4 separate regions of the Mus musculus genome follow, and all the other regions are linked to region 3. The links are chromatin loops, found by intact Hi-C in ENCODE. Cell type or tissue: heart. All regions are shown on one strand. Each heading gives the region's core, and the rest is flanking DNA. Links, peaks and the distances in the headings are about the cores only. Region 1 has its middle 20 kb from the start of Pdp2. Region 2 holds the start of Terb1 (telomere repeat binding bouquet formation protein 1). Region 3 holds the start of Cmtm3 (CKLF-like MARVEL transmembrane domain containing 3). Region 4 holds the start of Cmtm4 (CKLF-like MARVEL transmembrane domain containing 4).

Evidence for each region. Peaks named below come from ENCODE experiments on the same cell type or tissue, not always from the same donor. Only the 100,000 strongest peaks of a DNase experiment are listed, where the experiment ranks them.
Region 1: it touches region 3 in a loop (7-fold over the local background); 24 of 42 quality-filtered maps call a loop at or near these places.
Region 2: a loop joins it to region 3, with 2.7 times the contacts of the local background. A loop is called at or near these places in 6 of 42 quality-filtered maps.
Region 4: it touches region 3 in a loop (4-fold over the local background); 25 of 42 quality-filtered maps call a loop at or near these places.

What each region holds. Positions count from the first base shown.
Region 1 is chr8:104,567,412-104,574,692 of GRCm38, reverse strand. No RefSeq gene overlaps it. Among named protein-coding and RNA genes, the nearest start is that of Pdp2, 20 kb to the left of the region's middle. In heart, for the core only: CTCF peaks have their summits at 3,445 (motif pointing right), 4,122 and 4,866 (motif pointing left); DNase peaks (open chromatin) are centred at 3,572 and 4,992; H3K4me3 peaks cover 969 bases; H3K27ac peaks cover 367 bases.
Region 2 is chr8:104,507,830-104,514,899 of GRCm38, reverse strand. It overlaps Terb1 (telomere repeat binding bouquet formation protein 1), which reads left to right and starts at 5,013. Exons shown (of 20, transcript NM_180958.3): 1 at 5,013-5,098; 2 at 5,527-5,633; 3 at 7,054-7,070. It overlaps Nae1 (NEDD8 activating enzyme E1 subunit 1), which reads left to right. Exons shown (of 20, transcript NM_144931.3): 18 at 1,445-1,559; 19 at 1,651-1,700; 20 at 3,633-3,872. The coding sequence ends at 3,742. Gm22148 (a small nuclear RNA gene) reads right to left here and starts at 6,998; the gene lies at 6,892-6,998. In heart, for the core only: no CTCF peak of the experiment used is centred there; a DNase peak (open chromatin) is centred at 4,999; H3K4me3 peaks cover 1,335 bases; H3K27ac peaks cover 979 bases.
Region 3 is chr8:104,340,099-104,347,379 of GRCm38, reverse strand. It overlaps Cmtm3 (CKLF-like MARVEL transmembrane domain containing 3), which reads right to left and starts at 6,786. Exons shown (of 5, transcript NM_024217.3): 1 at 6,485-6,786; 2 at 3,467-3,622; 3 at 2,508-2,603; 4 at 1,988-2,108; 5 at 1-648. The coding sequence starts at 6,631. The coding sequence ends at 614. In heart, for the core only: CTCF peaks have their summits at 3,226 (motif pointing left) and 3,888; DNase peaks (open chromatin) are centred at 2,556 and 3,239; H3K4me3 peaks cover 657 bases; H3K27ac peaks cover 638 bases.
Region 4 is chr8:104,391,697-104,398,977 of GRCm38, reverse strand. Cmtm4 (CKLF-like MARVEL transmembrane domain containing 4) reads left to right here and starts at 3,171. Exons shown (of 4, transcript NM_153582.5): 1 at 3,171-3,527. The coding sequence starts at 3,342. In heart, for the core only: a CTCF peak has its summit at 3,481; DNase peaks (open chromatin) are centred at 3,227, 3,457 and 4,137; H3K4me3 peaks cover 2,157 bases; H3K27ac peaks cover 1,566 bases.

The DNA of each region.
Region 1 (7,281 bases), core at 1,294-6,293, 230 kb before region 3:
TCTTTAGGAGGTCCCTGTACCACAACTGGCTTTTTGGTTTTGCTTGTTTGTTTGTTTGTTTGTTTGTTTGTTTGTTTGTTTGTTTGTTTTTGTGAGCCCTGGGGATCAGCTGTGCATATTCTGGTTTTGAAACACTTTTACCCTGAGTCACCTGCCTGTCCCCTCTCACTTAGAACGCTGAGCAGAAAGAGCAAGGTGTGTCATGAAGATCTCTACCTGATGTTAAACCTGCAGCCTGGAGGGAGAGTCTGAGGGGACCTGAGAAGGAGCAAGAAGTGGTGTCTGTAAACTGCAAGGAGGATTTTGAGGAGAGGTGGAGCTGGAACAAAGACAGAGGCCAGCATGGCGGGGGTGGGGGGGTGGGGGTGGGGATCACTGAAAACTTTTTTTCATCAGACCTAGCAGAAGGCTGGATGGAGCAATGGAGATCCCCCTGCAGTTGACTCTTTGGTGTGATTTCAATAGAGGATGGGGGATGGGTAACTGTAGGTTTTTATTCATACTATGGGACCACTTTTGTATTCCATCATATAGAAAGGAGCCTACATGTACACATGGAAAATAAGCTGAATGCATAGACACTGCCAGTGGCTTGCTTGTTCTGCGTTAACTCTGTAGCCCAGATGGCCCCAGAGAAATACGGGTTGTTCACTAGAGACTAGCTAAAGAGCTCACTTGTCTCAAGACTGAAGGAAGAGTACAGGAATAACAACGAGAGACATGGACGTCACAGGTCTCAGAAATGTGACTGACCACCTAACCAGAGGGGCAAGGCTGTGGCCTGACTGCCTTTGTGTCCCCTGCCTAGAAAGCACATGCTGGCTGAAGGTAAGAGGAGTGGTGGGTCTTTAGGGTGCTAACCCACTGCTTTCTCTGACCACTGACTCTGAAGAAAGCGCAATTTAAAGATTCCGTTCTCATCGCGGCTTGTTGGCATTTGTGTTGCCAGGCAGCGGGAGCTCCAGGATTCTGGTTAACATGCATCCTCCCTCATCTTTAAACAAAATGTATTTTCATATATTTTATGCCTATGGGTTTTGCCTGCATGTATATCTGTGCACCACTTACATGCCCGATGCCCTCAGAGGCCAGAAGAGGACATTGGATCTCTGGAACTGGAGATACTGATCATTGTGAGCCACCACGTGGGTGCTAGGAATTGAACCCCAGTCCTCTGCAAGAGCAACCAGATGTCTTGACTGCTGGGTCTCCTCTCTATAGCGCTCCTCCTCATCTTTATCTCTCTCCAACAGCTGATTGGCTATTCCTGTTCTACCAGTTAAAGATGGTGGCTGGAAAAACTCAGTTGCCACAGACTTAGATTCACGCCTAGAGGATGCATCTAACCTAGAGGATAAATTTAGAGGAGTAGGTTAGTGGCTTGTGGTAAATAACATAACTTTTGTTCAATGCCCCGTCCTGTTTATATAGAGGCTTGGGATGAGTAAGTTAAATGCAGTCTCAGAGAGTCACTTGGGAGTCTGCAGTCTCTCTTTCCTGGTATTGTCTGCTCAATTGAGACAGACCATTTTCCTGGAGAGGATGTTTCAGCCCAACACTTCCTTTCTGGGGCTCACTGAGAATAGTTTGAGCACAGCCACCTGTACCCTCCCAAGAATTCTGTTTTTACAACCAAGGCACTCATACTGTCAACCTCACTAAGTAGCTCAGGTTGTCCTTGAACTTGCTGGATTGCCCAAGCTAACTCTGAGCTCATGATTCTCCCTGCCTCAGCTTTCTTTCTGTGTGCCCAGACTACCCAGAGGCAACGCCATAACCAGTGGGAAGCGTTTTCTGCCTAGGAAACCAACTGTAGTAGTTTGAATGAGAATGGCAGTTATGGGCTGAATATTTGATCCCCAGTTAATGGAATTGTTTGGCAAAGATTAGATGTAGCCTCACTGGAGTAGATGTAACCTTGGAGGAAGTTTGTCAGTAGGGATGAGTGTTGAAGCTTCGAAATCCCATTTCAGATCTAATCTCTCCCTCCCCACTCCCCTCCCCACTCCCCTCCCCCTCCCCCTCCCCTCCTCCTCCTCCTCCTCCTCCTCCTCCTCCTCCTCCTCCTCTTCTTCTTCTTCTTCTTCTTCTTCTTCTTCTTCTTCTTTCTTCTTCTTCTTCTTCTTCTTCTTCTTCTTCTTCTTCTTCTTCTTCCTTCTTCTTCTTCTTCTTCTTCTTCTTCTTCTTCTTCTTCTTCTTCTTCTTCCTTCTTCTTCTTCTTCTTCTTCTTCTTCTTCTTCTTCTTCTTCTTCCTTCTTCTTCTTCTTCTTCTTCTTCTTCTTCTTCTTCTTCTTCTTCTTCCTTCTTCTTCTTCTTCTTCTTCTTCTTCTTCTTCTTCTTCTCCTTCTTCTTCTCTCTCTCTCTCTCTCTCTCTCTCTCTCTCTCTCTCTCTCTCTCTCTCTCTCCTCTGCCTGCTGCCTGTGGATCAGGAGGTAAAGCCCTCAGCTACTGCTCCAGTACCCTGCCTGTCTTTGTGCCATCCATGGTGATCATGGGGATTAAGTCTCTGAAAAATGTAAGCAAGTCCCCAATTAAATAATTTCATTTATGAGAGTTGCTTTGGCCGTGGTGTCTCTTCACAGCAACTAAAACACCAACCAAGTTGCTATTTGGTCTTCTGGGGGGAAGCCAGGGTATAGGTTAGGGTGAGGGGATAAGAGAAACAAGGGCTTACCCCTTTTCGTATGCCTCCAGAAGACCAATGCCCTCTTCTGTAACTCTGCAGTACATGTGCATGACTGCCCCCCCCGACACATACATGCACATGGGTTTTTTTAATATTTATTTATTTATTATATGTAAGTACACTGTAACTGTCTTCAGACACTCCAGAAGATGGCATCAGATCTCACTACGGATGGCTGTTAGCCACCATGTGGTTGCTGGGATTTGAACTCAGGACCTTTGGAAGAGCAGTCGGTGTTCTTAACCGCTGAGCCATCTCACCAGCCCCCACATGTTTTTTTAAAATGTAAAAACTTTTACCTACTTTTATGTATATGAGTGTTTGCCCACATGTATGTATTTGTACCACATGTGTGCCTGGTGCCCTCAGAGGTCAGAAGAGAGCATCAGATTCCCCCCAGAACTAGAGTTACAAATGGTTGTAAGCAACCACAAAGGTGCTGAGGATTGTCTCCAAGTCCCCTCCAAGAGCAGTAAGTGCTCTTATCTGCCAAGACATCTCTCCAGTCCTATTAAAAAAAGAAAAGAAAAGAAAAAAACTAATACTCTAAAACTAAAAAAAACTAATTGGCAGTGACATAGTTGGATGGATTTTGCACTCCGAGTTGCAAATGACTCGTATCCTTTCTTGAAAATGAGTTTGGAGACGAGTGAAAGAACGGCCTTGGGAATTTGGCGTGGGTAGAGGAAGCAGGAGAGGCCCTTCTGAGTAGTTGAAGTATGGGTTCTGGCGGCACTTTCACTTGCAATATCTATAAGCAGAGGCTGCCAGAAGGGGGCGCCTCAAGCTCGCTCATCGAAAGGAAAACCTTCAGTGGCTCCTAGGTCATCAAGCAACGACCCCAATCCGTTTGTGCTATTTAACGAAACAGTAACTCTCCAGGAAATTGCGAGTGCCAGAGTTCCCTCTCTGCTTCTCCTAGGGAAGCCCTGGCTAGAGCAAGCCCGTAGGCAGCTCCAGGCATTGCGAGGGACCAGCTGGCAGCCTGGGATGTGCATGAGGATGGGGACGTGCAGGGTATCAACGTCCCAGCCTCCTCTGGCTGGAGTAACCCGGCCTTGGCCTGAGCAGTTGCACCCTGCATCTTGATGTAGGTAGAGCGTGGGGCTGGAATTGGCCAAGACAGAACGTGAAATAGAAAAGGCTGATTGTGACCAAGAAGAAAGGACGCGTTGATAATGGTCTGTGCTTTCCCCCTCCCTCCCTCATTGTGCTAGCCTGTTTATCTGTTAAGAAACGTTTAATGGGGCAGGAAGTTAACAATGCTTAGTTCTGGAGAATGAAACTGTAGGAACTTACACACTCTTTACGGTTTCATTTCGTTGACTACCTTGCCGTGGGGAGATACGGTGGAACACTGACTACTTCCCTAAGCTTGCACCGAGGAAATGGCTCAGGAGGGGGCTGAGAGCGCCCCCTGGCCCTGGGGATGGGGACTCTGTCTCTGTCTGATTCTGTCTCTGAGTTCCTCTTTGTGTGTGTGTGTCCGTCTGTCTATCTTTGTCTGTCTCTCTGTCTTTCTGTCTATCTCTGTCTGTCTCTCTGTCTCTCATACATATCCTTCCCTTCCCCTTCCTCCCTCCATTCATCCATCCCTCCTTCCTTCCCTCCCTCCCCTTCTTCTTCTTCTTCTTCTTCTTCTTCTTCTTCTTCTTCTTCTTCTTCTTCTTCTTCTTCTTCTTCTTCTCCTTCTCCTCCTCCTCCTCCTCCTCCTCGTCCTCGTCCTCGTCCTCCTCCTCCTCCTCCTCGTCCTCCTCCTTCTCCTCCTCCTCCTTCTCCTCCTACCCCTTCTTCTTCTTGTTTGGTTTTTTGAGACAGGGTTTCTCTATATAGCCCTGGCTGTCCTGGAACTCATTCTGTAGACCAGGCTGGCCTCGAACTCAGAAATCCACCTGCCTCTGCCTCCCAAGTGCTGGGATTAAAGGCATGGGCCACCATGCCCTCCTCCTCCTCCTCCTCCTCCTTCTTCTTCTTCTTCTTCTTCTCTCTCTCTCTCTCTCTCTCTCTCTCTCTCCCCCCCATCTCTCTCCCCCCGTCTCTCTCTCTCTCTCTCTCTCTCTCTCTCTAGAGGTCAGAAGATTTGCAGTTTTCTCCTTTCACCACCTAAGTGGAACTCAATTCCTCAGGCTTATAGGTAAAAGCCTTTACTATCTGAGCCCTCTAGTGGCTGGGTGCAGCTGTTGTCCTCTGGGAAATCAGGGAAGACTCTTTCCTGTAAGACTTTGGAAGAGATCTAAATTTAGAAAGGAAGAACATTTCCTACAGAGCAAACAGCAGGGGCAGAGGTCCTGACCTGGGACACCTTGGATTCTATGGTCATTCCTGCCTGCTCTGTCTCCAAGCGGGGGGGCCAGGACTGGATAAGATTTAAGAGCACAACTCCTCTGTGCTTCCTCTGAGTTCTGCTCTTGTTGGACTTGATACCACAAAATGCTCTAAGATAAAGAGCCATGGCCCACTCCTTGGAAGGAGCGGCAGTTGGATGGATTTCTGCTTACTATTCCCAGTTACACAATGGCCTGGTTCAGGCTCTGGGGAATCCTGCAGCAAACGAATTCCATCCCACCTCACAGAAGTCTGAATGTTTCATAGAGGAATACCTTCTTAGTGGTGAAGCCTCTGACATCTATGAGCTCATGCACTTTATGTTTGGTAAGGTGCCTGTTGTGATTTTAGTTACTGTTATTAATGTGTCTCACTGTCCAGGCTGACCTTGGCCTGGCTATGTAGTCCAGGCTGGCCCCCAGCTCATGATCCTCCTGCCTCCATCCCCTAAGTATATAGGTTATAGGCCAGTGTCATTGGGTCTGGAGTGATGATTGCTTATGATAGCCAGTTTGATTGGATTAACAAAAGCCTAGGAGATGGGTGGAATGCACCTATGAGTGTGCTCATAATGTTTTTTTCCAGCAACAATTAGAGTGTGGTGACCAAATGAATGAATCAAGCCCTTAATGGCTTTGTTCTGGGGACAGCATACAATGAGGAACTGCCTGCAGCAGACTGGGATGGAGACATCTCAGTAACCCGCAGCAGCTCTTTGTAAAAAAAAAAAAAAAACAGTTGTTGTGGGAAGCCACATGTGCCGTTGCAGGGTGGCGCTGGCTACTGCTGGCCACCACGCATACATAGGCAGTAAAGTTTTTTTACCAAGATGAGGTTTTGAGAATTAACCAATCAGATGAGAGACAAGTTAACCAATCAGATGAAAGACAAGTTAACCAATCAGATGAGAGAGAAGTTAACCAATCAGATGTAGGCATGCAAATGAGGTGGCAAGCATAACCCAAGCACAACCAATCCGGGTGTGAGACACGCCTCTCCTAGGCCTATATAAGCAGCACCAGTTCTGGGCTTGGGGTCTCTTCGCCTCTGCAATCAAGCTCTCCCAATAAACGTGTGCAGAAGGATCCTGTTGCAGCGTCGTTCTTGCTGGCCAGTCGGGCGCATGCAAGAAGTTGTTCCCATTTCTCCTAACCTTAGCCCTGGACAACAGCTGTATAGATTTCATTTGTGCGTGACTACTTTTTGGTTGGCCTTGGTGTGCATATTATTCTATTAATTCTGACTTTCTTATTACTTTCTCCTTCTGCTCTGGTGAATTCTGTGAAACTAGATGTTCCCTGATGTAACGATTTTCAAACAATTAAGAATTGAGACATGGGGCACAGCACAGCACAGTCCTAATGGCCCAGGTGCATGCTGCGTGTTCTCATCTTGGAAACAGTGTAATAACTGTACAGTGGTCGTTCCAGATTAATGCTTGACTTGCAAAGAAAGTTTGAAGAAATTATTAGAAAATGAAATAGAGCCAACATTGGAACCCCAAGAAAGGAAAAACTATTGAAGTTATGAAATAAGTTTTACTGGTGGCGCACACCTTTAATCCCAGCACTTGGGAGGCAGAGGCAGGCAGATTTCTGAGTTCGAGGCCAGCCTGGTCTACAGAGTGAGTTCCAGGACAGCCAGGGCTACACAGAGAAACCCTGTCTCAAAAAATCAAAAAAAGAAAAAAGAAATAAGTTTTACACAAATTTGAGAATGGTTCCTGGATAACCAAGTATAGAATATGTAAAATCTTATAGTAGTAAAACTAAGTCAAAACACTGGGACTCTTAGGAGAATCACTGTGTGCAATATGCAGAAGCAGAAAGCTACTGGAGTTAAGGGTTATCTTGATTCCTTCTGGCCACTGCCTAGCAGCTTTGCCCATGTCATTTATCATTAGAGCTTCACAGGAAAATGCAAGTAGCTGGCCTTGGGGCTCTGGGCTCTGAAATACAATAAGTTAAAAGTTAAAGTTTAAATAATGGTAAGTTTGCAGTTATTATTTCTTTGGCTTTAAGCCTGGGAATAGGGAAGCTTGAACTTTTGGGGAACAATTGTAATTCTTAGTTCTTTGTGGAACATGGTTATTCTTTTGAATTTGATTTGGCAATGATTGTACAATGTCTTTTTTTTTAACCTGCTTTTGGAGTAGCAATAAAAGACTGGGGCAAGTAAAAGGCAAGAGAGAGAATGAGAGAGCCAATGCAGAGAGCGTAAGAAGAGAGAATGTGGAGAGAGTGAAGAGGGAATGAGAGGCGTGTATGGAG
Region 2 (7,070 bases), core at 2,071-7,070, 170 kb before region 3:
CATTATGCTCAGGTTTGAATGCGGGTTCTCGGGGATTGAAGTGGGCTCCTCAGGCTTGTACAGCACAGTTTACCCACTGACCCATCTGTTGGCCTTTAATCCTCTCTGCTGGTTTCTTGTTGGAGCTGAAGCAGTTCCTTTTTTAAGAGGGAGGTTCTTAGTCGTATGGTGCCTAGGCTTGAGATTCTGAAGGTTTGACTGAGTTAAATATCGAAGAGACATCTTCACTCTCCTTACTGAGATGCTTGACACCTGGGTATGGTGGCTCACAGCTATGGGGCGGACGGACATTCAGGAGGCTGAGGTAGAAAGATTGCTGTGAATCTGAGGTCAGCTGGGCTGCAGAATGAGACTTTGTCCCAAACAACAAAGAAGAGAGAAAGAAATGACGTAGGACTGGCTTAGTGGCCCTAGCACTCCTAAGGCCCTGGATTAGATTTCCTGCATGAGAAAACAACAACAAAATGCTTGTCTTGTATTCTAGTTTTGCTGTTCATGAACTAAGTAATTTGTCTGTGTCCCAGCTTTTCTATCTGTATAGTTGTGGCTCCTTCATAAAGTTCTTTTGAGAATTAAATCAGTGCAAAGGCACAAAGTACATAAAATAGTATCCAGCATCTATTAATGTTTAGTAAATGTTGTATATTACGATTGCTTTATGTCCTCAGTGCCATTTAATCACTCAAAATGGAAATAAAGGGCTGGAAATGGAAATAAGTAGCTTAGTTTGTTGTTGAGTGAACAAAGCCCTAGGTTTAGAGATCTTCAGCACTGAAAAAAGCATACGCCTGTTATCTCACCCAGGAGGTAGAGTCAGGAGAATTAGAAGTTCAGGGTCACCCCTGACTACATACAAGTTTGAGACTAGCAGGGATTAATAATAAGACTTTGTTTCCAAAAAAATAGAAATTTAACTTAAAGGATATAAGTAAGGTATTTTCTCTTTAATTTTTTGATCAAATAATTATTGAGTATTTTTTGTGTTAATCTTCTACAACATAATTAGCTAAGACTTAAAAGACCAGAAACCCACCAGAATGTTGGGATAATATGCTGTCACTAAGTTAAAATCCCTAGACCTGAGTAAGACTTACTGAACTTCAATTTGTGATAGATTTTAGTTTAGCAGATTCTGATATTTTCAAATGTTGGTTTATGTTTGTTCTGTAGTTTTATACCTTACTGTTTTAAACTGGATTAAGTAAGAGATAACGATCAGTTTGAATTACTTTTTCCCCTGAGACCTGGCGCCTATGCAGCCCTGGCAGTCTTAGCACTCACTACGTAATACAGAGCATTCACAAACACAGAGATCTGCCTGCCTTTGCCTCCTGAGTTAAAGGTGTGCACTATTGTGCCCAGCCCACATATTTATTTTAATGGAAATGTATATATTATATATATATATATATATATATATACACACACACACACTTTTTTTTAGGAGTATCTAACTATCAAGTTGAAGAAGATATAGGGAAGTTGAAGTCCTGTCTTACTGGCTTCCTTCAGGAATATGGGCTGTCTGTAATGGTGAAAGACGATTATGTCCATGAATTGTGAGTATTCTTTAGAGCATATAAAGATAATACTCACTGGGAGAGACTGTGATGAGACTAATAAAACTGTAAACCCCCATCCTTTCTGTAGTTGCCGGTACGGAGCTGCTGAGCCACACACCATTGCTGCGTTCCTGGGAGGTGAGTTTTGTAGATGAAATGACTTATTTGTTATCATACAGTTACTATTTGTTGTAATTAGTGTAATTAGTGCTTTGCCCTCCACACTGCTCTCCTTGCCCGCCAGCTCCCGTGCCATCAGAGCGAGCGACTCTGGAGTCTTTAGTCCTTCTGAAGACCTTCTTCCGATCATGAGCCTCACTTAGCTCTCTGGGTACAAGGACACATAGGCCTTCCTCCTCTTCCTCCCCTTCCTCCTCCCCCTCGAATCCTCCTGCCCCATCAGTTCTAGGAAACAAAGGCTAACTTGACTAAAAGGCCCTACGTCCCTTCTTTTCCTGAGACATGCCCTAGGTCTTTGCACCTCAGGGCCCAGTGAAAACCTGCCATTTCTTTCATAAAACTCCCTTTATCACTTTGCTCTAGTTTAGTTAGACACTGTAACTGTACCATAGATTGGACCTTATAAACATCAGAAATGTATTTCTTACGGGTTTCAAAGATTCAGATGCCAGCATAGTGAGAGGCTGTAGAGATCTCACTGCCTGTCTCATTCATGGTGGTTTTCTCACTTTGCTCTCACATATAAAAAGAAACCTGCAGGATCTCCTTTATAAGGGCATGAATCTATTTGTGCAGGTTCTAATCACTTCCCAGAAGCCCCACCTAATACCATTGCACGGAGTGTCCACATGTTAATGACAGGGAGAAGGAGTACAAACATGAAGCAAATAATACCTTTTTAAAAATGACTCTCCTGCCTATTGCCTCCCATAGCCTGAGCTGTGTGCTTATGATCGATTCCTTTCTAGACGTTGAAGGCAGATCCAGTTTGAGGAGTAGTCTGTTCAGAATGCTGCTAGTGATGGAGTCCTAAGAAAACTGTACTTTAAGCAAACACAAATTAAAGCCTGATTCTGGATAATTTATGTAAATAAAATCATTCTTTCATGTCTAAATAGTAAATTCATAGGAAAGGGCAAATTATTACTTATTTACATAGGCCAGATTCTAAGAGACACAATCAGAGAGGCCTAACGAGTGTAGGTAGGTCTTTAGTTTTATGTGTTTTGTTATGATTATGAACGTAATTCTCTGAGGCTTCCCCTATATAAACATGAGCCATTCCTCTGTACTAGTCCTTCTTTTCTTCTTTATCATAGCACAAAGTCTTCTACATACTATATGCTGTATTTATTTGTAAGCTATCCTTTCTCTTGCTGTTAAACAGAAAGACCCAAGGTAGCAAGCAGCAGATCTTTTTGTTTCTTGCACCTCTGCTACATCTATGGTGCCTGAGAGATTTGGTGATAGTACAGGTTTAAGTCCACAGCCTCAGTATGTAGAAAGAAGCTGCCTCAGTTTAGAAAAGATTCTTTTTTTCTTGGTGGAATTTCACTGTCTCTTTGTGTTTCAAGTACCTTACAGGAGCTCTGTAGTATTCAGTGTGGGTTTGACCCTGAATAATAATAATTATTATCTTTTATTTTGTTATGACTCAAAATATGTTTGTTTGGGATTTTAAACAGCTTGGCTTTATGTTTTTTGTTTGTTTTGTCTTTTGTACTCATCTGTATCTGTGGTGTATTCTATATAGCATAGATCTCATATACACCAGGCTGACCTCCAATTCCATTTGTAACTCAGACTGGCCATGAGCTCATAATCATCTTGCCTCTACATCCCCAGTCTGATGAATAGAGTCATCCGTTACCACCACACCCAACTCTTTTTTTTTTTTTTTTTGAGACAAGTGTCTTCACTGTATATCCTTGGCCAGCCTAGAACACACTATGTTGAGCAGGCTGGCTTTGAACTCACAGAGATCCACCAGTCTTTGTCTCCTTAGTACTGGGATTAAAAGCATGCACCGTCAGGCCCAGTCTGGTATATATTACTTAACTCTTAAAATTTATTCTTTTCAAACATTTACTTCTCTCCTTTTTCCAACAGGAGCTGCTGCTCAAGAAGTTATCAAAATAATCACCAAACAATTCGTAATTTTTAATAATACTTATATTTATAGTGGTATGTCACAAACTTCTGCAACTTTCCAGTTGTAGAATAAGCACCATGTGTAATATGTTAATGGTTGGAACTGTAATTGTCTTCATATTGTGCTTTGGTTTGTAAAAATCTGTTAAAGGACGGAAGTTAAATTGTTTCCTTAATAAAAGTTTTTCTCATTTGTAATATAGTCTTGTTGTCTGGAATGGTGGGGAGAATGGGGAGAAAACAGAACAAAAGCCAGCTCTTTGTATAGTTAGTTAATGCTGGATTGCTATTTTACAGTTACATATCGTAGATATGTCTGTTTCACTAACAAGAGTAAAAAATTAATTATCTTAATGAACTTAAGATGTGGATTTTAGCTGTGGACATTTTAAGATCATTACTTATTTAAAGTAGAACTTTTAAAGAAGCATTTCGGAGCTTTATCAGGACAAAACCATTCCCTTGTGCTGTCGTCATTCATTATATATACCTAAAGGTTTGTCACTATACCTGTGTATTGAATTTTATGGGCTTGCCCCATCCCTAAATTTCTTTTTATTGAATAATATATTGGAATAATAGCATTTAGCAGCTTGTTAGATGGGAAGGAAAGTTCCTGAAGGTGAGGAAAAGTAACAAACTAGAAATCCAAACTGGGAGGCCGAATGTGTGTGTGTGATTCGTTATCCTAAGGCCCTAAATTGCCTGCTATAGAACAGTTCTCAAAGGCAGTCTCCTATGTGAGAACCTGGGTTATAGCTGACAAGAGGCGAGGGAGGGGGCTCATAGGGATTTTATTTCTTGAAAACCTGTATCATTCTTGCTTGGCTGTGTCATCAAGTGACTTTGTCAGAGCAGGAACTGCCCTCTGACAGTACTTCCATCTCCCAACACTCCCATGGGAAGAGTTCTGTTGGGACGTATGACAGGACTAAATTATAGGGCACACCTTGAACACATTTAAGACTCAGAGCTCTGGGCTCTTGGGTCTACTCAATGAGAAGCTGGCTTGGCCAGAACCAAAAACTAAGGATTTTGGAGTTCACCCAGGGAGGGTGTCCAGTCAACGGAATGCCCAGTGCAACCAAAGAAAGCCTGGCGTCAGGCAAGGTCAAGGAGGGAGCAAAGACCCTTCCGAGACGCAAGTCCTAAATACTAAGTTATATTACCCTCATCATGTCACTTTCTCCCATCTAAAACCTGGCATCCCGCACTGATCACCTTCTGCCCACTGATGGCTCTACAGCTGCGAAGGGCTAAGCCCAGTGGGACAGGTGTGCGGCCGGAAGTCCCGCCCAGCGGATGTGAGCCTGGCTGGCGCGCGGGCGTGGGAAACCCAGTCAGGCGTCGTGGTCTAGGCTGCCACAGGGACGAGCTGGTGTGGGCCTGACAGGGGCTCTGGGTTCCAGGGTGGAGAGGCCAAGGTCTCGGCTTCCCGCCTTCCGGTGGTCGGCTCCTGGGGCGGAGCTGTGGTGGCGGGCGTGGCCCGCTTCCCTGGCTCACCTGAGGAGGTGGATTGAGCTGAGGGCAGGGGCTTCCCTGAGCTGGCGCCAGGCCCACGACCTGTGAGGGGGAAAAGGTCGTCCCCATCTGCCCAGTCGGGCGGCTGTGTGCGTCCGGGCTGCTCCCCGGGATCCCGGGGCGGGGAAAGCGGCGGCCCCCACGGGGGATTCGGTTTGGGAGGAAGAGGACGGGAGCGCGTGCCCAGCAGCAGCTGACGCTGGGAACTGGGCGATTGCTCCTGGGAGGTCCGCCGGAGCCGGGCTCGGGAGGCGTGCATGGTGCCCCGCGGAGAGCAGTAGAGGAAAGTCGTGGGCCTGCCTGCCCTCCTCACAGGCGTTCCTTCTTCCAGCTCTTTAGGTGAGCCAGGCCTCCGGAGCCTGGAGCGAGAGCGAGGGAGCCATAACCCACGGAAAGACGGTGGACCCGGAGGCTGGGAATCCCGGGCGAGCCGTGAGGGTGTGCGCCCCATATCCTATCCATCCAGTACAGCAACTGGTTCCTGGGACCCTCTATTCCCTGGGACCTGAATGGCTTATGTCACACTCGGAGCAGAAAAGTTGATAGTGCACGTTACGTGCTTGCCTTTCTGCTCCCGTTAGAGGGTGCCTTCCACAGTGTAGGATTCCAAGGCGGACGGACAACTTACAAGTGGAAGTGAATGCTAGGATTTTCATCTCTGCCAGCCCCACCCAGGAAGATATTTTTGTCTCTCTTGGGGGAAGGGAGATATGTAGAATTTTTCCCCCCACAAAGCTTTTGATGTGACCAATTTTAGAGTAGCGAATTTCAGGGGCTGACCTAGTGTTTAATGATAGACTCTACCTTGAGTCCCATACCCAGGATGAAAGAGGTGTGCAGAACACTAATCAACTAGTTTTCTTATTTATGTTCTCTAATAGTCTTCCTAGTAACGTTTGCACCTGACCTTGTTGGTTTGGAGAGTAAATTAAGTAAACCCTTTAAGGATGGTGTGTCCTGTTATGTAAAAACTTACCCCCGCCCCGTGAGATCAGGGTAAAAAAAATTTACAATCTCATTGTTAGTGATGATTTGTACCCACAAAACTACTGAAAACATTTCGTAATTGCTTGAGTGGGAACATACTTTTGACTTGGGAAGTGAGCTATTTTTATAATATTATATAAAATATTTTTATATTTTTAAGTATCATTTTGTAATTTTTTTTTTTTTTCTGAGACAGGGTTTTTCTGTGTAGCCCAGGCTGTCCTGGAACTCATTCTGTAGACCAGGCTGGCCTTGAACTCAGAAATCCTGCCTGCCTCTGCCTCCCAAGTGCTGGGACATTTTATAATTATTTAACCTTTTGAAAATGACATTTATTTATTTATTTTAATGACATCTATTTGTGTGTGTATGTGAATGTACATGTATGTGCATGCATGTACGGGTTAGCACATGTGTGGTTAGAAGTTAACCAATGAGAGTCTGTTTTTGCTTACAATGTAGATCCCAGGGATTGTCCCTCTTGAGTTTGTGAGGGGTTTTGTTTGTTTGCTTGTTGGTTTTGAGAGAGTTTTTTTTTAGCTCCTGCTCCCCCCCCCCCCCCCCCGGCCCCTTGCCCTTTCTTTTCTGGAACTTTAAATGTAGCTCAGAATGGCTTCAAACTCAGGACTCTTCTTCCACTCCCTTTCCTGCCTGAATATTACAGACATGCACCGTCATGCCCAGAATATTTCATTCCTTAAATTTTTTTAAACAAGTGGACTGCTTCATGAATTTGTGTCTCATTCCTATGAAGGAGCTGTGCTAATCTTCTCTGTAGCATTCCTATTTTAGTATATGTGCTGTTGAAACAAGCATATGGGCCAGAATATTTCTTAGAAGCTGATCTAACTAAAAATGCCCTATCTTATAGATGAAATATAAGGGAAA
Region 3 (7,281 bases), core at 853-5,852:
GGAAGAGAGTGCTTGGCTGGGCCTGCCCAGCCACTTGTGACTTGGTCACTGCCACTATACTGGTTGGCTCCCTGTCTCTGGGCCCTAGTAAACAAATCTTTGGGTCCGTTTCTGAAAAGGCCTCAGACCTCTAATGGAAGACTTGGCTAGCTAGGTTTCTCCCTATTTCACAGTGAGGAGGGAAACTTCTTGAATAAAAGGTTCCTGAAAGTCATCTCAATGCAGTGCAGGTTTGGGGCTGGTGGTCCAGCCTGCTGTGGTTTTATCTGTCCCTGTTAGTAACAGAAAGTCCCACCCCACCCCCATGCTGCCACATGATTGGCTGTAGTGATTGGCTCCGTTTGATGTGTGCTTCGGTGGGGGCAGTGAGGTTAAAGGGGCTCAAGGACAGAAAGGGGAGAAGGAAGGCTTGTCAACGTGCCCTACCACGCTAGCTCAGCAGTGCCAAGCCAGCACAGCCAATTTTGAATGTGAGGCCTCGGGAGTGTAATCTTGAGAGACGGGCTCCTCGGTCTGTTCTCCCATGGGCATTCCTGCCATGCTCCAGGAGCCCCGTCAGGACAGCGTGGGTGAGAGGGCCGAGTGGCTCTAGTTGTTAAGCTCAGACAGGCCTTTAGTCAGAGTCTGAGTCCGAGTTGGAGTTCTCTTCTGAAAGGAAAGCAGAGGGTGCGGTTATCAGTCCTTGGGCTGTGGAGTAGTGGTGGTGGTACCAGCAGCCAGCCAGCCAACAGGAGACCTGGGTCCGGCCTCTCCCATCCTAGTGGCAGGCTGGGCCTTGGGGCACACATAGGGTAGATCAGGCCCTTCTACTTAGCTCACAGCACAGATGCTTCCTTCCCAGGTGGCCCAGGCATTCCCAGGCATCCCCTCTCCCCTGAGGATGGCAGAGTTGTACACTGACACCCCTTTCTCCACTCTTATTCAGGAGGACAAGGCAAAGACAGTAATTCTTATCCCTGAACTGAAATACACAGAACCATAGGGCAAGCGAAGCTATTTTATGGGTTTGGCTATGTATAAGGATGATTCTGGCATTGTCTGCCTCACGAGGCAAAGCACTGCACTCTAATGCCTGTCCCCAGTGCTATGGCTGTTTTCTGATACTTGTCCTGTCCCTTGCCGAGCCCTGGTTCTTCCCCCCTTATCCATTAGCCAGGGAGGTACAAGTAGGATAGGCTTGCTATATTCATATTTAACATATAGGCCAAGGATCCTTCTATTGCAAAACAACTATTTTACATTAAAACCATACAATATTCAAAATGTATGTTCATGGACATTTATGCTCTGGTCTCTGAGCTGGCTGACCAACATTTGCTACAAAGGCTTGAAGGCAGACAGCATCCAGGAGCATTTAACTAACAGACCAGAAATGAGTCTGGGATGGTATTCATTTTTTAGCACTGAGACAGTGTCTGGGACTCCCGGTGGGAAGCTGGTGGCCCCTAAATCTAACCAACTAGGTCCTACTTCAGTCATTTAGTACTTAATGGAGAAGATCCTAGGGCCAAGACCTGCCCTGAGAACTCTTGTCTAGCCACAGCACTGCTGACCGGCTCCAGGAAAGCACTTGCTCAGGTGCGCTTTCTTTGGAAAAAAGATCCAACCAAGCCAGGTAAGGGTTGCCACGAGTTTTGAGATTAGCCTGGGGTACAAAGTGAGTTCTAGGCCACTTTAAGCTATACAGACTGAAGTCCCTTTTCAAAAACAAACTCAGCCAGGCCAGACAGTGCCAGTGTTTGCCTGGGTGCCGTGAGCTTCCAAGCAGGAAGGAAGCTGGGTCTAGTAGGTTGGTCCCAGATGAATTGATGTCCTAACTCGCTGCCTTGGGGGCATATTAGGGAGCCTCCAGAGGTACAGGTATTCACTCATTTCCCCCTCTTGCTAAGCTGAGGCCCTTAGGTGTCCCCAAGGAAGGGCAGAACCCTACAGCTATCCTGAAAATGGTCAGTTCTTTAATCAGACACCACACAGATTGGCCACTCACCTTCTGTCCTATGGGCTGTGGTCTCATTCCCAGAGTCTCCTTGCTTGAGGAATTTGGCCACTTCATTAAAGATCAGGTAGAAGTCAATTGCGAACACAATTGTGGCAAAAAAGCCAAAAACCTGTGGGATACACGCATGGCATATGGCAGGGGACACAGACAGGATGGCTAGAAACATTGCAAGGACCTCTTTCTGGGTTCAGAGACCAGGAGCCTGGGCAAAAGCAAGCAGCACTGAGAAATATACTGACCAGGACAAATGGGCAGACACAGCCCTTGAGTTACAGCAAATAAGGGAAATGGGCTGTGGGCCTGGTAGACACTAGCCTCCCAACTGAGGGCAGAGCAAATCTCTAATTAGCAGACTGGAATGGCAGAGACCCACACAGGGACCCAGGGCCTAGGCAGGGGCAGGATGTGCCGAGGTTCCACTGTGGAAGTGGGTGCCAAGGGTGATGGTCTAGAGCATTGGGAGGGGTGCTATTGGGTATCATCAGAGAGGGGTAGGGCAGCCACTCACTCCAGCTGCTTTGTAAGCCCCATCTGAGTATTTGGCGACAGCAGTGATGGAGATGACGAAGTAGATGAGGGCAGCGGTGACACAGCGCAGGAAGTCCTGAGGAGAGAGGGGGATGTCCACACTGTTTTGACCTCCCACAGTGGGGTAGAGCTTGGGGACCCAACACACCCATCCCCAGCACCCAGGAAGTCCCTGTCCTGGCTGTACTTGCATGTCCTAGTCCTGAATCTATTTTCTGTGTCCTGAAGGTCTCCAGCAACTTACACTGCCCCATCCCTGGTCCAGCTGTATTTTCTCTGCAAATAGCAAATGTGTATAGGCTCGGCTACAGCTTGCTCCGCAGAAATGGGAAGTGGAGAATATCTGGCTCTCCAGGACTCTTGGCTTTGCCACAGTGAGATCCGTTTATGGTCACAGTCTCTGCTTACTCCCTCAGGGGAGGCTGCAGTGCTGGTAGCTATCACCAGGTGGTTACATGGACACTGGAGAGTAAAGTCTAGACAGCAGGGGCCAAGCCCAAGTCTTTGCTGCCTTTTTTCAGTGATGCATTAAAGAAACTCTCTCAAGACTGCAAGGTCTTCGGGTGGTCACACAAAGCCAGGTGCCTGATTACTAGACTCTAGGAAGTCCCAAGTCCTTGGTTACCCTACCCTGCTGGAAATGGCCTGTGGCTGAGGCACATCCCTCCTCCAAGGTCAGAGCAACAGCTCCACCTGGTGGCCAGGAGCCATCCGTGTGCCTAGCTTCACAGACCAGCTCAGGAGGCTCCTACCACCCATCAGGTCCGTCCATGGTCGCAGTGCTGCTGGGCGGGCAGGGGTAGAGATGTGTGAGCGTCCTGAGTTATCCGAAGCTTTCAGACTGCTCACCATGGCTGGAGACAGCCAGGGCTGAAATGTGGAACCCCAGATTCTTCAGGGGACAGCCAACCCTTTCCTCTTGGGTCCCCCGATCCTTACCATCATGGGCCAGCACAAACCCTGCCATTTGTCATTCAGCTGCATGGCATCAGCAAAGAGGAAGTAAACGGCCAACAGAAACTCCAGCAGAGGCACTGTGAGGAAGGCAGATGCGGAGGACACCACGTAGCAGATGAAGGTGATGAATGAAAGACCCTGCGGAAGAGCAAGGGGACTCAAACCCTTATTCTACCCCCAGGCCAGGACATAACCCTGAGTCCTAGCCCTTGCTGAATCCTTGCTAGGACCTCATCTTGAAGCCCCAGCCTCCCTAGCAGGCCACCTTGTGGGGCTGCTGACCTCTCTTGGCTCTAGGACAGAACAGAGCCAACTTAGCTGTGTCCACAAGGGGCAAGCCAGAATCAAAATCTACTGCTTTCAAAAAGTCACACCCAACACCTAACTAGGAAAAAAAAAAACTTTGTTAATGATGATGTGCAGGCCGAATCAGTTAAAATTGAAATGGTACTGATGTCTGCAGTTGAGTTTGAATGGTTGAAAGCACAAGGCAGGTGGACAGAAACGGGTGATAGAGCCGTGTTAGCCACTGTACCGTTGGGGGGGGGGGATGCAGGGGTGTTGACAGATATCTTTTGCCACTCCTGCATCTGCGAATCTTCATTAAAACAACAGCAACAGCTATGCATGAGGCTAGGGGTACAGCTCAGCTGGTAGAGTACTTGCCTAGTGCACACAAAGCTCTGGGTTCGATCCCAAGCACCGTCTAAACCAGGCATGGTGGTACAAGCTTGTAATTTTAGCAGATCAGAGGTTCAAAGCCATCCTCAGCTTTATATCTAAGGTTTTAGGCAGCCTGAGATACGTGAGACCCGATCTCGACAAAATCCTAACTGTCTCGGAGAGAGCACTAGTTCATTTGAAAGGTGGGGCTAGCCATACCATATTGACCGGAAACCAGGGCCACAAAACTGAAGGTATGCAGGTCGGACGCTAAGGCTCCTGGTTAGTACTGCAGACTTTGTGCATGGCGGGGAAACAAGATGAAGAAGATAGGTCAGTGGCTTTTTCAAGCCCAGTCCTTGCTAAGATTTCTGGACTTCTCCACTTCTGAACATTTGCGTGCTCCTCACAGCCTCTCTTTTGAAGAAGCAGGCTTAGTGTCACCCAGCCTAGTAAGAGGGCGTCAGAATCTGTACTTAGGTCATAAGAGGCCTCCATCTCCCTTCATCTATCACTACGGACGGCTTTGAGCCTATCACTAGCTTAGTAGTTTAAGAGGCTGTAAGGGAAACCCAGGTGTCCTGCAGGAAATACCATGGCTGCTTCAGACAAATGAACTGATCACAGGAACTCCACTCCCATCTCTTTTACTGAACAAGTCATGGGGGAAGAGGAGCTTCCTTTGGGCAAACAGGAAACTAAGGCTTAGAGAAAGGCGTTTTGAGGTTGCTATCAGCTCCTACTGTATTTCCTTGCCAAAGGCTGCTCGTATGGCTCTCCTCTTTTCTGTACCCATTCCCCTCAAAAAAGTCTGGTTCTGGGCTGGCGAGATGGCTCAGCAGGCAAGAGCACTGACTGCTCTTCCCCAGGTCCTGAGTTCAAATCCCAGCAACCACATGGTGGCTCACAACCATCTATAATGAGATCTGACGCCTCTTCTGGCCTGGCTGAAGACAGCTACAGTGTACTTACATATAATAAATAAATTTGAAAAAAAAAAAAAAAGAAAAAGTCTGGTTCTGGTGGCACTCCCCTGCCCCAACCTCCTCCCTCCCCCACTCCTGTTTTCTCACTCCCCAGTTCTTGGTGGCTGCTTCTTCCTCCAGCTTTCTATCCAGGTCAGACTCCCTACTTGCATGAGACCAAGGGGGAGGAATGACTGGGGGAGGCTCCCCTATACCCTATGAGCTTACTACCCTTCATATTTTCTTAGGCCTGTCTTTCTGGCACCCAGCTAGGGCAAGGACATCTTGTGACTTCTGGTTGGCACTCACTCCTTTTCCATGAAGGGGTACTGGGCAGGTAGGACTGAAGCCAGTGGCCAGTAGATTCAAAGACCCGCCCCACGCCTCCCAGAGGCTTCCAGAGATCTGAAACGGCCAGAAAATGGGCTCTAGGTCCGCTTGGCACCTCATTTAGGAACAAAGTATTAGGTTCTACCGGAGACCTCAGGGTTGATGCTCCTTAGTAGGTCCTGGGGTACAACGGAGAGGTCCTGGGGCAGAACCCCCCTTTTGCCCTCAAGGATATCCTCAAGGTCACTGGATGAGTCACCTGCCAAGTTTCCTAGCAGTTAAAGACACTGTCTCTCCTATCCCCAACTCGAAGTGGGAGCAGGTCGGATATTAAGTTGCTAGGTATCTGAGCAACAAGTGGCTGTCACTATGGTCTGTTTCCTCCTTCCACCGTCCCTCCTCCCACCCCTCTCCCCATCTCCATAGGCTCCATGCCAGTTCCCGCCCCACACGTGATGATGAGTGTTGGGAGGACAAAGGAGACCTTCCTATCCGGGTGGGGACAAGCAGGGAGGAGGAAGGAGTACAGCGCGGGAGGGGGGAAGGAGGGCATGAAGTCACCCCGCAGGCTCGCCACCCTGAAACAGTGGTCCGCCTGTGTCTTCACTACGTGGCCCCTGCCTCACCCACTCCCCGGGGGCACATCCCACTCCGTAGGATCTTCACCACACAGGCGGCTAGGTCTCAGCCTAGGAGGTGGGAGGGTGTGCAGGGCGGGCGAGGCCAGAAGAAGCTTAGCGAGCGCAGCAGTCCCGGGGACTCAGAGAGGGCGGAGGCGCTCGAGGTCACACAGCAGCCGAGCTGCGGCTCCAGCGGGGACCAGGACCCCAAACCCTTGACTTCTGGTCCCTTTCGAGGGCCTCGCAGACTGGAGAATCCGGGAAGAACACGGCTCGGGCCTGATTCTGACTCGAGCTCCGCTACAGAGAAGTCGTAGCAAGCTTGGGGGCGGTGGTCCAAATTCTCCTGGGCTGGAGGTGCAAGGCCCCAGGCTGGGGCGCGGGTACCGGGCTTCACGCACCCGGGGAGCACACGCACTCACCGACTCGGCCAGCAGGAGGCGGCCTTTGAGAGAGCAGAGGAAGGCGCGCGCGGGCAACAGGGCTCGGAGTCCCGGCACTGTCCTGCCACTTCGGGGGCCATGCGCGGACTCTGGATCGGGCTCTGGCTCTGCGTCCGGGGGCCACATAGCGGCGCTATCTGGTCGAGCCTGGGCCTCACTGCCTCACCCACCGCCCTGGAGGGAAGCGGAAACCCGCTGTGCGGAAGAAGAAAAAGTGGAGTTAGACTAGGCCGGGGACTCATCCTCCGCTGTCCCGCCCACCTCCCCCATCCCCACCCACAACTGCCCCTCGAACCCTGCCCCGCCCATCCTCCCTCCGACCATTCTCTACGCAGCCCCCGTGTTCCGTGGACGCTGCCTTACCCATCCGTCCTGTGGATCCTCCCATCTCCTCCTCCCCCACTCCCCCTCTGCCTACGTCCTGCCCATATCCTGCTCCATCCTTCCAACCACTCCTCATTGCCCCTCAGATGTAGTCCAGTCTGTCTCTCTCTGTCTTCTCTATTTCCACTTACTTCCTCTGCCTCTTCACTAGCCTTAGGATCCTTCCCTGCACCTTGTCCTTTCATTCTCAGTTCCCCCTCGATCCTGTCCCGCCCACCAACCCCGGCGCACCCCACAGTCCCTCCGACCCTGCTCTTCTCACTTCCCCACCCATGAATCTTTGCACTACACTGCCCCTCCGACTATCCTTGGCCCTCTATCCTCCGGTCACTTCTCATTCTTCACCCCCTCTACTGCCCCCCCCCACCTCCTTTACCTGCCCCACCTATCTT
Region 4 (7,281 bases), core at 813-5,812, 52 kb before region 3:
TGCCTGAGGTGACTTCCACACCGAGTGTCTGTGCACAGGTCACCACTATTCCCTGAGAGAATCTGCACAAGAGTCTAGCAGCTGTGTCCCACTCAAGCAGATTCAGAGATGTTCTGTGAGAGGTTCCTCCATCATGTTACAGGAGTGGGAGAGAATGGAGGCCTCAGTCCAGCATCATGGAGGGAGACCCTGATACTAGGGAAATGCAGTAACTTCTGGATGTTGGCAGTCCCTCCAGCCTGCAGGCCATTCAGCTCGCAGTGGGGATGAATCTGAAAATACCGTGGGGGTATTTGAATCTTTTTTTGTTGTGCTGTAGCATTTTCTTCTTTCTTCTTTTTCTTTTCCTTTTTTTCTTTTTTCTTTCCTTCTCTTTTTTTCTTTCTTCTTCTTCTTCTTGTTTTTTGTTTGTTTGTTTTTTGTTTTTGTTTTTGTTTTTGTTTTTGTTTTTGTTTTTGTTTTTTGTGAGACAGGGTTTTTCTGTATTGCCTTATAGACCAGGCTGGCCTCGAACTTATAGAGAGATGCTTCTGCCTCCCAAGTGCTGGGATTAAAGGTGTGGGTCTCCCCCTGCAGCCCAGTTGTGCTGTAATATTTTCAATAAACCTGGGCATAATACACATGTGTGCATACGCACACTGAAGTGGAAACCTCTGGTTCTTTGCAAAGTCAATTATGTCAAATGATGGTTTGCTTGGGCACACATGTGAAAGCATGTCTTGCTATAGCAGACACGTGAAAAGAGTTATTTAGAAAGACTATAAATATGACTCCACAGTCAGTGGGAGCTAGATCATTGGTTCACTTAGCTCTGCTTTGCTACTCTTTGCTGACAACACACGCCATGTGTTGGTTCGCCTTACATTAATTTGCTGGGATTCGCTTGTGGTGATGTTACAGGGAGAAACTCGACAAAGAAACTCGCCTAGGTTCCTGCGGCTTCTTGATGCTTCTGTGGAGTAGGTCTGATTAGCAAGCTTCAGGATTTCTTCTGGATTGAACTCCCCTTGCTGGATTGTGTGTGGTGTCTGCTGAGTGGCAGCTGCTGATTCATGTTTGGTGTTTGCTAGTGGACTGGACTGAGAAAAACGAAGATTGGAATTGCCCCCAAAGAACTATTTCTGAACAGGTCTACTTTCCCCCACTATGTCTGGTGGGTGGTGGGCTAGAGGGAAGGTTGAACCCTTATTAAATTAGGTTGAGAAAATTATATGCCTACATACACACAGACTGCAACTTGTCTTGAGGTCTGGGGTATATAGGAGGGGATCAAGGGACCCTTTTATACTTCTTCCTAGCTTTTTTTTTTTCTTTTTCTTTTTCCTTTTGGTTTTTCAAGACAGTTTCTCTGTATAGAACTGGCTGTCCTGGAACTCACTCTGTAGACCAGGCTGGCCTCGAATTTAGAAATGTGCCTGCCTCTACCTCCCAAATGCTGGGATCAAAGGCGTGTGCTACCACTGCCTGGCTCTTCAAAGCTTTTAATGGATCATCTTGCATTTTCCTGCCTGCTGTCTCCTCTCCCCCACCTCCCACACAAGCACTTCTAGACTTTGCTGGCGCCCTTGAGCCTTTTGTTGTGATGTGTAATCTGGGTTGTATTTCAACCTTTCCCACGGCAAGCTTGGATGTCCATTCTCTTAGATGTGCCGTATCAGTTGCTGTGTGCACATTTCTCTCCAGCATCTAGTGTTCTATCCTTTGTCTCCGTTCCTACTCATTGTCCCTGGGGTATCAATAGACCTTTGTAGCTGCCATTTCAGGAGGGTTTTAAGAGAGAGTAGAGTTTGTCTTCAAGGATTTATTGTTTTGTTTTTTTGAGACAGGGTTTCTCTGTGTAGCCCTGGCTGTCCTGGAACTCACTCTGTAGACCAGGCTGGCCTCGAACTCAGAAATCCGCCTGCCTCTGCCTCCCAACTGCTGGGATTAAAGGCGTGTGCCACCACTGCCCGGCTGTCTTCAAGTTTTTAAAAAAGCTATTAACATTTGTCCTTGGGGTGGCAGGACTCTGGTGTGTGCTTTTGGAGGCCAGAGGACAGCTTGTAAGGACTGGCTCTCTTCTTTCACCCATGGGTCACAGGAACTAAACAAAGGTGGTCAGATTTGGTGGCAAACACTCTTACCCACTGAGACTTCTCAACATCCCTGTCCTCAATTCTTAGCATATTGCTTAGCTTACAGTAAGTGTCCCCCCCCCCTCAAAATATTTAGTAAGTCAAATAATATAAATATTGAAGCTGGTATCCTTTCAGCTTTGGAAATAGACCTTGTGTTCTACTCATTGAATATTTGGTGCCCTTGGACAAGCCACTTCTACTCTGAAAGCTTTGTCTCCACTTGTGTAAAATAGTAATGATTATAACACTTCATTTGGTGCCTTCCTCAAGGACCGGAACAGATCTGTATTCAGGGTGCTGAAAGGTTCAGTGTCAAAGTGACAATTCTTAGAAAGTTAGTGTTTTACTTAAGCTTAAAATTAGTCTTCACACTTGAATGACAAATTGGTCTATAATTAATGCCTCCAGGGCAAAATTTGAGTGTCGCCTAGCTTGATGCTTAGAGGTAGCAAAACTTTTCTCAGCCAGGATAGGGAACTGATATTAGTTGCCAAGCACCTACTGTGTGCTCATATATTTCTCCTATGCCAGCATGCTGGATCCCAAATTGACACTGGGGTTGTGTGGATTCTGCGGGCTCCATTAACCCCGACCTCCCCCACCCCCTCACAGGCTGTACCTCTGACACAGAATAGGGTTGTCTCAGTGTGCCCAGCGTGGGAACACACACACTTAAACCTGCAGACGATCCCACTTTCTCTAAAGCAGGCTCTAAGGCTGCGGGCAGAGAAAACAGCTTTGTGACTCTTTGGTCAGTCTCCATTCTCTCCACCCTTTTTCCCTCTTTTGGTCTGGGCCTTTCCTTGCAAGGGCCGCCGGCGACCACCCCGGAGTCTGGGCCAGACGCCCAGCAGGTGAGGGCGTGGTGGGGGCGTGACTAAGGCTCCTCACCGGCCCCGCCCCAACCTGCAACGCCCCTCCTCTCCCCCACGACCCCCCGCCCCCAGCCCTCAGCGCCCCGCCCCTCCCCGCGCCGGCCGCAGTCTCCGCCCCCTCCGGGCCGGCGCGCGGCTCCCGCCTCCTTCCCTCGGCGCCCGCTCCCGCCTCCCTCCCTTTCCGCTGCCGAGGCGGCGGGAGCCGAGCCCCAGCGGACCGAGCCGCGGCCGCAGCGGGCGGCGGGCGCAGAGGCGGCGGCGGTGGGGTGGTCTGGCGACGGCGATGCGGCGGCCGCTCTGAGCCTGCCCGCTCCAGGCGCCGGGGGAACCGGCCGCGCGGGGCGGCAGCATGCGGGGCGGCGAGGAGCTGGACGGCTTCGAGGGCGAGGCCTCGAGCACCTCCATGATCTCGGGCGCCAGCAGCCCGTACCAACCCACCACCGAGCCGGTGAGCCAGCGCCGCGGGCTGGCCGGCCTGCGCTGCGACCCGGACTACCTGCGCGGCGCGCTCGGCCGCCTCAAGGTCGCCCAAGTGGTAGGTGCCGGGCGGGGCTCCAGGTACGAGCGGGCGGGTCGGCGGCCTAGCCCGCGCCTTCTTTACCCGCACCCGGCCGCGGGGGAAGGCCCGGCCGACCAGAGTCGGGTTCGGGCTGCGCGGTCCCCGCTCCGCGCACTCCGTACTCCGAGGTCCTTGGGCTGCAGTCCCTGCTCCTCTGGGGACCGCGCCCTCGGCCGGAGTCTGCCTTTTGCAGCTCCGAAGCCTCAGGGGTGCCTGGTGCCTGCACACCTGCTCCGGGGCCTACCTGTGCCCTCCCTGCTTCATCGACAAGAGGTTGGTGCGCAGAGCCGGTTGCGAGGGCCGTGCCATCGCCTGGCTACTACTGTGCTTAGCAACTTGTAGCAGGTTTTCCGGCTCGCGTAACCCCCAGACGGTTCTCTGCTAACAGAGGCCGGGGGCTGTGGCATGGTTTCCTCCCTGGCGCCTAGCAGGGTGCCCAGCAGATGGTGGATGCTCAATAAATATTTGTTGAATGGAGGCGTGTAGCCCAGATGCAGTGGGGGAGTCCAGATCTACCCACAAAGCCTCCAGTCTTTACTGCGGACGTTGGCTTCCTTCATAGCATCCTGTAGTCTCAGCACTGGTGGTGGCTTCTTGGGACTGCCCAAATTGGTACCCAGAGTTAAGTCACTCTGGGAGGGCGGCCAGTTTGGGAGGTGACAGATACGGGGAACTTTCTGTTGGACTTAGGCATTCGAGAGCACATTTCTTGGTGGGTCCCCCCCCCCCCGCGACCCCCCAGAGTGTTTGGTTCAGGGGCTTGTGGGTTCTGTTTCGGTTTTGTGGTTTTGTAGCAGGTCCCTTTGGGCAGTGTAGTTTATCTTTGTGGTGGACTGGGCACAGTCCAGTTTAAAAAAAAAACCTTTGTATTCCTCCTATTCTCTGTCACAGGTAGCCTTTCACCGAGGCCTCAAAACTTTATAGACTTGTCACCCTGACAGAGAAGCCCTTTGCACAGAACTGCAACATATTTGCATTTTCCTTCTGGGAGCGGCAGGCCTGTTCGGCTTATTAACTGAGTGCATACGTTAATCTTTCTTGGGAGAAATACCATATGTGGACACCCTTTAAATAAAGGTCCCTGTGTTTGTAGGTTGTAGACTCATGGAGAGTTTCCTCTCTTCTCTGCGGAAGGCTTGGTCTTCTGATGCCTAGTTTTAAAGGGCATTAGTGAGAAATAAGTGGAGCAAGTTCCCTATCTTTACATTTTAAAACACTCTTAATCCAGGAATCTGGAATGTTCTCAGGGATACCAAGCTTCTGTTAGCCATTGCTATTAGCAGAGAGAATGTCGGTGTGGGAGCGATACGTAATCCTTTTTTTAAAAGAGCTAGCTAGCTAATGTTTGAGTGCGGTGTAGATAATCAGAAGTAAGAAAAGGGCAGGGCTGAACTTGGAGCCAGAAGGTGGACTCCAGGGCCTGGTCAGGGACCTTCTTAGTTTACTTAGCAGGCCTTTGAAAGTAAGGACAACTCTTAACTTGCCTCTCAGGATGGAGATGGAGTGGTTTGTACAGAACATTAGCCGCTCACTGCTGGGACTTGGCTGTCTGCAGGAGCTGGAGCTGGAGCCGGAGCCAGCCATGCTTCCTCCTTTGGGGAGGTGTGGTTGTGTGGTCATCCTTACTTTCCATGTGGAAGGACTTTAGGGGCCAGCCTTTAAAAGCTTTCCTAGTTGCCGAGTGTCTACTGTGGATTGTGTACTGGCAAGTGAAGAGATGGTCACTTGAGTGATGTGGCAGTCTATGGTCTGCTGCCCTCTGGGTTCTCAGCCTTGCTGTTAGGACCTTCAGGGTGATCCACCTTCCCTCAAGAAAACAGACAAGTTCCAAGAGATAAGACTTGAAATTTAAACTGGAAAATAAACAAGAAGTCCTTATGAGGGTCCTTCTGCGATGTCACACAGCGCAGACTCCGCCCAGAGAGAAGGGAAGGTACTAATTCTTTCACTTCAGTAAAGTCTGGCTTTTAAAAGGCTTAGTATTTATAGACATTGTGAGGTGAGGCCTAAGGAAACTGCAGATCCTTGCTTTTTCCCACACTTGGTCCAGTATTGCCACCACCCTAGGCCTCTGTCGATTCAGCTGATTCAGCGATTCAGACTCTCTGAAACCTATTTAAAATTTTTTTTAACATCAGATCGGAGCAGAAAACATGATTGTTCAACCTACTTAGGTTTTTTTTTTTTTTTTTTTTTTTTTTGGTTTTTTTTTGAGACAGGGTTTCTCTGTGTAGCCCTGGCTGTCCTGGAACTCACTTTGTAGACCAGGCTGGCCTCGAACTCAGAAATCCGCCTGCCTCTGCCTCCCAAGTGCTGGGATTAAAGGCGTGCGCCACCACGCCCGGCCCCCTACTTAGGTTTTAACAGGAGTTCCTAGGTGATTCCCATGTACACTGGACGCTGGAGAAGAGGGCTTGCTAGTTAAGATCCATTGCCATTCTTCCAGAGGACCTGGATTTAGTTCCTAGCACCCAGGTCTGGGGCTCACAGCCCCTTGTAACTCTAGCTCTATAGGGGATCTGATGCCATGTCCTGTCTTCTGTGACACCTAGGTGGCATATACTCACTAGACCACATATTTATACATTAAACATACATTTTTAAAATCTTAAAAAAAAAAAATCCAGAAAACCTGTTGATGGGTGCTAGCTCTTGTCTCTGTCCTAGCAGTCAGCAGTGTTCGTCCCTTAAAAGAGTGAGGGGGTAAACTTTGCCCCAGATCTCCGATCTTTAAATCTCTAAACTCTGTCCCACCCCTTTCCTCAGTCATAGAATGAGGGAAAATGACCACGTGAGTTTTAGGAATTGCAGAATTAAGGAGTTAAGGTAACCGAAGGTGCTCTCTTAGGTGACTCAGAGGCAAATCTGAGCATTTGCATCTCAGAGTTGGGTATTCGCACATCTTTTGCTTGGTGGGCAGCCTTGTCAGTTTGTAACCTGGAGCCAGTCAGCACAGTTGGAGATTGTTTTATTGTATTCTTGAGATGTGTGGGATGTGATGGTAAAACAGACAAAAACCAAACCTGCATTTCCACTAAAGCCCTACAGGAATATAAAGAAACTATATGTAGCATAAAACAGCCACAGTTCCACGCCTTCGACTCTGGTAAACACTGGCTGCAGCCACTGTGCAGAGCCTATTGGCCCCAGATCCCAGAGTTACTGGGTCTGGGCCAGTAGGTTTAATTGTGACAGACTTTGGTGTCCTCTCCTTTGAAGAGCTGGTCTAAAGACCAGGCACCAGGGCCTGGGAGATAACTGTCAGAAAATGATTGCCTCCAAAGCCTGCGGACCTGTGCTTGTAAAGCCAGCCCTGGGTAGGCAGAGACAGGCAAATCCCTGGAGCTTGCTGGTCCATCTTAACTGGCAAGCCCCAGTTTTCCGTGAACATTCACGTGGCGGTCATAGGATGACTCTGTTAGCCGGTTCTCACCTCTACCTTTATGTGATCTACAGGGATGTAATGTAACCATCAGGCTTGAATACTCAAGTGGCAGGCAGGCACCTTTCCTCACTGATCATCTCACCGGCCGCCAGATTCACCTCTAATAACTGCTGTCAGCAAACGTGGAAGTAAAGGGAACTTAGTTCTGGAAAGGCTAACTGAAAGCTCTGTAGCTAGCTTCCTACTTATGGAAACAAACAAATGCTTTCCTTTCAGATGGGGGCCAGGCAGTGATGCCTGCTCTTCATAGTCAGCAGCATACCGAAAGCTCAATCTGGTTCAAAC